2 separate regions of the Homo sapiens genome follow, and region 1 is linked to region 2. Evidence: chromatin contacts called from ENCODE Hi-C or POLR2A ChIA-PET data. All regions are on one chromosome and are shown on one strand. The core of a region is the stretch at or near the end of the contact, and the rest is flanking DNA. Distances in the headings are between cores, read along the strand shown.

Region 1 (2,700 bases), core at 106-2,605, 130 kb before region 2:
AGATGACGGGTTGATGGGTGCAGCAAACCACCATGGCACATGTATACCTATGTAACAAACCTGCGTGTTCTGTACATGTATCCCAGAACTGGAAGTAAAATTTAAAAAAAAAAAAGGAAAAGATGAAGGGGAGGAGGGAGTGAATTTCTTTGGTTGGAAGCATGAGAGCCTTCTGGGAAGATGCTCACAGGGACTGCTCATGGCTGAAAGCTGGCATGTTTTCTGGCCGCCCTCATCAGGGTCCTTACTCTCCCCACAGGATCCTTACTTTAGAATGACAAGGGACGTCGCCCCCAGGATCGGCTATCCTAAACCAGCCCTGCTGCACTCCACCTTCTTCCCAGCCCTGCAGGGCGCCCAGACCAAAATGAGTGCCAGCGACCCCAACTCCTCCATCTTCCTCACCGACACGGCCAAGCAGATCAAAACCAAGGTGAGCAGTGGCCCAGGCAGAGGGCAGCCAGCGGGATCAGAAACATGCCCTGGGGGGCACACGCACACACACACCACTGCGCAGTGCTTTGGGCCTCAGCCACCCAGCCACCGTAGCAATGCTGAACTCCAGGATTGCCAACTTTGCTCCCTGCAGAACTCAAGGCAGCCTGTCCTTCCCACATGAATCAGGTGAATTTGTTTTGTGTCCTTTCATTTAGGTAAAATTTTGAATTTTTTTTCTTTTTTTCCTTTTCTGCTTTTCTTATCAGCACTGTTCTGCAGGCAAAGTCATGGCAATTTCCTTAAAGTTATAATTAGTGTGGATGTTATTAAATAATGGAAAAGATTTGTGTATATTTCTCATCATCAGCTGTGTTCCAGCGGCTGGACCCGGTGCCTTATTTATGTTTTCTCATGTTTCATTCTCACTGGGAGGTGGTGGTGCTATTCCCTTTAAAGATGAGATGATGAGGCTTAGAGAAGCCCAGCCACTTGACCAAGTTTCCACCACCAGGAATCAGCAGCACTGCTCTCCTGGCCCTGAGCAGCCATTACCAAGCAGGGGTTATGAGCTGGTCTTCTCCCAGAGAGCGTTCTCACTGAGAGACATAGAACGGAGAAACGTCCATCCACGGGACAGTCCTGCTGGCCCCAGGAGGGATGCATGCAGCAGGCATTCAGCAAACATTTGACAAATCACTAGAGAAACTAAAAGGAGAAGTTAGTTTGAGCTTCCTTATTTTGCATGGCCCCAGTTCTGTTGCCTGGTTCCTCAACAGCCAGTGTATATATAATTGCCTCACTGTTACACAAAGCAGTTGACATTTTCTTTGGAATCAAGTGTGTGTTTGCAGGCTAGAAGATTGCAGTGGGAATGCTGGGAACTGTATTTGAGGCATGTCACATGCCCTCTGAGTCACTGCCCCTGACCGTTCTGGAAAGTCCCAAGCAGGTTCTGGTTGACAATGGGGAAGCCTTTCATATCAAAACTTCCTAAGACATGCCCTCCACCAACTCTCCCCACTCAGTTGGAAGCTGGTATAATTGAAGACTTTTCTTTCCCTTTCACTTCTGGCCAAAACTTCCGGAGCACAGGGTGCAGAGTGGGGAGGGAAGCGCCATTGGAAAAGTCCACTGTTTTATTTTGCTTCTGAGAAGTTGTTTGGAAAAAGTTGTTTATGGCCAGGTGCGATAGCTCACACCTATAATTCCAGCACTTTGAGAGGCCGAGGCAGGTGGATCACCTGAGGTCAGGAGTTCGAGACCAGCGTGGCCAACATGGTGAAACTCCTGTCTCTACTAAAAATACAAAAATTAACCAGGCTTGGTGGCAGGCACCTATAATCCCAGCTACTCGGGAGGCTGAGGCAGGAGAATTGTTTGACCCTGGAAGACAGGGGTTGCAGTGAGCCGAGATCGCACCACTGTTCTCCAGCCTGGGCAACAGAGTGAGACTCCAGCTCAAAAAAAAAAAAAAAGAAAAGAAAAAAGAAAAACTTGTTTATGGATCTGGGACATTTATCATTCACTTAGGGACCAGTAGAGCCCTCGAGGTGAGCAGTTAGCATGAGGTCAGGAAAAACAGAGGCCTACAGACGGTCACTGGGCCTGCAGGCTTCTTGTGGGGCAGAACAGGGCCCGCCCAGGCCCTCACTCTAAATCCCCGTGCCCGACTTCAGCTCCAAAATCAGAATCTCCACACTAGAAAAGAGAGGGCACATCTGCTCCAGCCTCCTAAAAATAACAGGTTCAGGCAGGGCAGTGGCACGTGCCTGTAGTCCCAGCTACTCAGGAGGATGGCTTGAGCCCAGGGATTCAAGGCTGCAGTGAGCTACTATTGTGCCTGTGAATAGCCACTGCACCCCAGCTGGGGTGGCACAGTGAGGCCCCATCTCTCAAATTAAAAAAATCAAAATAGTAGCACAGTGCTGACGACTCAGGTGGCTTTGCTGAGTGAGTACCTGCCACCTGCACACAGTAAGCCTGTGTTATCTAACTTTATTCCAACTACCACCCTAGCTGGCTGTGTCCATTCGGCATCATTTCCTGTCACACAGAGTCACACTGGTCACCCACTTCCATCATCTTAGTTGCTGGCAGCAGTGCTCCATACCCACCCCCAAGTCAGCCCTCCATCTGTTTTCCTGTAAGTCAGGCCTGGTAGGCTGGTTCCTGCATCACTGAGGACTGATCACGTCAAGGAGGCAGAACTGAGCCCCTCAGTTCTCGAGCTCCACCCAGAAGCCTGGTGTCCCAGGAGCCAGC
Region 2 (2,700 bases), core at 168-2,667:
GCCCTTCCCTTTAACTGCAGGGCCCTGTCTCCTATAGCTCCCAATTTCCACGTATGATCAAGACCGCTCTGGGGTAGAATTATAATCACTCCCTACCCAAGTGAGTGATCCGAGAGGATGGGTATATGCTTCCAGTTACTTGCTTATTCGGTCAACAAAACATACGAAGCACCAGGCACCATATGGAGCTGGAATACATCAGTAACCAAGACTCACAGCTTCCAGTCTCCAGAGCTCTCCAGTGAGTGGAAATAAGACAGCTTTCACTCGACAGGTGAGCACTGAAAAACGAGTTTTAATCACCCAGAATCCCACTGCTAATGGATGAGAGCATTTCTTCTCTTCTCCGCTTTAAAAAGGCGTATAATTATCTACCTGAGTAAGTACAAGCTACACACTACGCTAATTTACGGATAAGGAAACCGAGGCGTGGGGCACTGAGGCTGAAGCTGGCCCGGCTTAGGAATGCTTGGGGTCTGGATTTTGACTCAGCAGGTTGACTCGGAGCCTCCCTGCCTTCTTGAAAAAATAGAATGTGTGTTGAGCTCTGTCCTCGTTTGGGCCTCGAGTTTCACTTATCTTACTACAGACACCACCTTGGGAACACGAAATGTGCATCTCGCCCCTATCTGGGTGTCACCCTCACCGGCTCCCTTGCTTTCTTTTCGGGCTGTAGGGGCAGAACCCAGCCCGGGAGTTCGGAGCCTGGGCTCTCCCGGCGCTGCCATCAACTCCCTGTGATCCCAGCTCGTCACTAGGCCTCTCTGCGCCTCTTTCCACCTGTGTTAGGCGGGGCTGGGATTCCACCCCTGGCGATGGGCGTCGAGGATCCAGCACAGCCGGGGCGGGGCTAGGCGGGCGCGGGGGACGAGGGGCCCCGGGGAGGAGGGCGGGGCGGGGCACGAGGGCCCTGAGAGCCGGAAGCGCGGGGCGGGGCCTGTGCCGGGTGCACCTCGCGAGCTAGCTGCCGCCCCGCCTGTGTCGCGGTCGTACCCTCCGCCCTCTGCGCCGAGAGCCGCTGCCGCCCGAGACCTTCGAGGGCTCCTCGCCCCTGCTTCCTGGGAGACCCTCTCCGCTGGGAGAGTCGCAGTCACGGAGCCGGGGGACACCTGTACGGGCAGGCGGCCGGCGAAGGCCCGGCCCGAGAGGAAGCGGGCCCCGAACGCCGCAACTGCCTGGGAAGCGGCTTTGCGTGTGCGCGGCGAGAGTAGCGGGGCCATTGCCGGGCGTCTCAGGCGCCCGGGGCACCTCCGCCCTTCTTCCTGCCGCAGCTTCCTCGCGGCACTGGGAAGGGCGGCGGGAACGCAGGCGCTGCGCCGGGCGAAGGCCGCGGCCCTGCTCTCATCCTCAGCAGTTGGGAGGCTGGGGCTGGGCTACACCGACCCGAGCGGGGGCCGGGCGCGGGCCAGGCTCCTCCCTCATCTCCGGCTCCGTGGGCCGCGTGGCTGCCCCTTGGCAGGCTCTGCGGGGTCCCTGTCCCTGCCTGGGTAGTGTGCGCCCTTACCCTCCCGCCCCGCTTCAGGCCCTGCAGTTGAGAACACGGCGCCCTCGCCCCAGCCTGGTCCTCGCTCTAGATCCCGACCCTGACGCAGCCTGGGGAAGCCTACAAAGCCCCTCTCAAAATATTTTTAGATGAATAAAATAACAAGATTAGGAAGGAAGGCTACTATGGTAAATAGTTGGCTGGTCGCGGGGCTCACGCCGGTTTTCCCAACAATTTGGGAGGCCGAGGCGGGAGGATCGCTTGAGCCTAGGAGTTGGAGACCAGCCTGGCCAACATAGTGAGACCGTCTCTACAAAAACTTTTTTTTTTAATTAGCCGGGCGTGGTGGAGCACATCTGAGGGCCCAGCTACTCGGGAGCTGAGGCAGGAGGATCCCTTAAGCCTGGGAAGTCAAGGCTGCAGTGAGCCGAGATGGGTGCCACTTCACTCCAGCCTAGGCGACAGAGTGAGACTTGCAGAAGGAAAGAGAGAAAAGAAATACAGTAACAGTTAATAAAATTCTTAACACACATGTAATAATGTATTTTACTCACACATTAAATAACAAGACTAAAGTTGCAAGTCTAATATTCACCATGATTTTGAAATACCAGTGAGTATAAATGATATTTAGAGATTTCTGCAACAGCTGAAATGTGATATGAATATATCTGGGTTTCTCTTGGTGACAAAGTCACAGGGACAGCTAACACCTACTACTGTGGGAATTTTAATATCAGAGGTGGGTGAAAATGAGATCGCATACATTCCTTCAACCCAAATTCAGAAGCCCCCTGGCTTCTATCCTCTGACCTCCCTTCCCCTCCCCTCTCTCTGTGGATCCCAGGTTAAGAACCCCCACCCATGTGACGGGGTGTGAAGAGCTCAGTGGGAGGGGCAGAGAGGAAGAGCCTCCCTGACCCCGGTGTTTGCCTAAAGAGAAGCACAGAGCCAGTTTTCATACTCTGGGCCTTTGCACATGCTGTTCCCTCTGCTGGGCCTTCCCATCCCCCTGCCCCCTCTGCCACCCCAACCTCCTGTCTCCTTGAAAATACCCTACCCCATGCCACCCCCAGCATGGGGTTTCCTCTCTTCTCTTGCTGTCTAGTATCTTCCCAGCTCCACACAGAGCCTGTGTGTTGATCTCAGGGGTTTGTGTTCAGGCCTGGCCTCCTGCTGGGCTGAGCTAGGCAAGGCCTGGGCTGGGGCTGCTCCAT

Evidence for each region. Hi-C counts contacts between places; a loop is a spot of excess contacts on that map. ChIA-PET counts read pairs that join two places held with the same protein, here RNA polymerase II (POLR2A). Pooled maps may share reads with other maps.
Region 1: a loop to region 2 is called in a pooled map, with 2.8 times the contacts of the local background. The contact joins two enhancer-like sites. A Hi-C loop is called at or near these places in 2 of 50 pooled maps. POLR2A ChIA-PET finds 5 or more read pairs at or near these places in 2 of 52 experiments (activated B cell and activated T-cell).

The regions. Positions count from the first base shown.
Region 1 is chr14:100,340,131-100,342,830 of GRCh38, reverse strand. WARS1 (tryptophanyl-tRNA synthetase 1) reads left to right here. Exons shown (of 11, transcript NM_004184.4): 9 at 260-433. Among named protein-coding and RNA genes, the nearest start is that of SLC25A47, 18 kb to the right of the region's middle. Within about 2 kb of position 1,355, at least 20 of the 41 ENCODE cell types and tissues checked have a DNase peak (open chromatin) inside an H3K27ac peak, as active enhancers do.
Region 2 is chr14:100,212,813-100,215,512 of GRCh38, reverse strand. All of the region lies in intron 1 of YY1-DT (YY1 divergent transcript), which reads left to right. Among named protein-coding and RNA genes, the nearest start is that of YY1-DT, 24 kb to the left of the region's middle. RefSeq lists enhancers at 543-592, 1,270-1,770 and a silencer at 813-1,532. Within about 2 kb of position 1,417, at least 36 of the 41 ENCODE cell types and tissues checked have a DNase peak (open chromatin) inside an H3K27ac peak, as active enhancers do.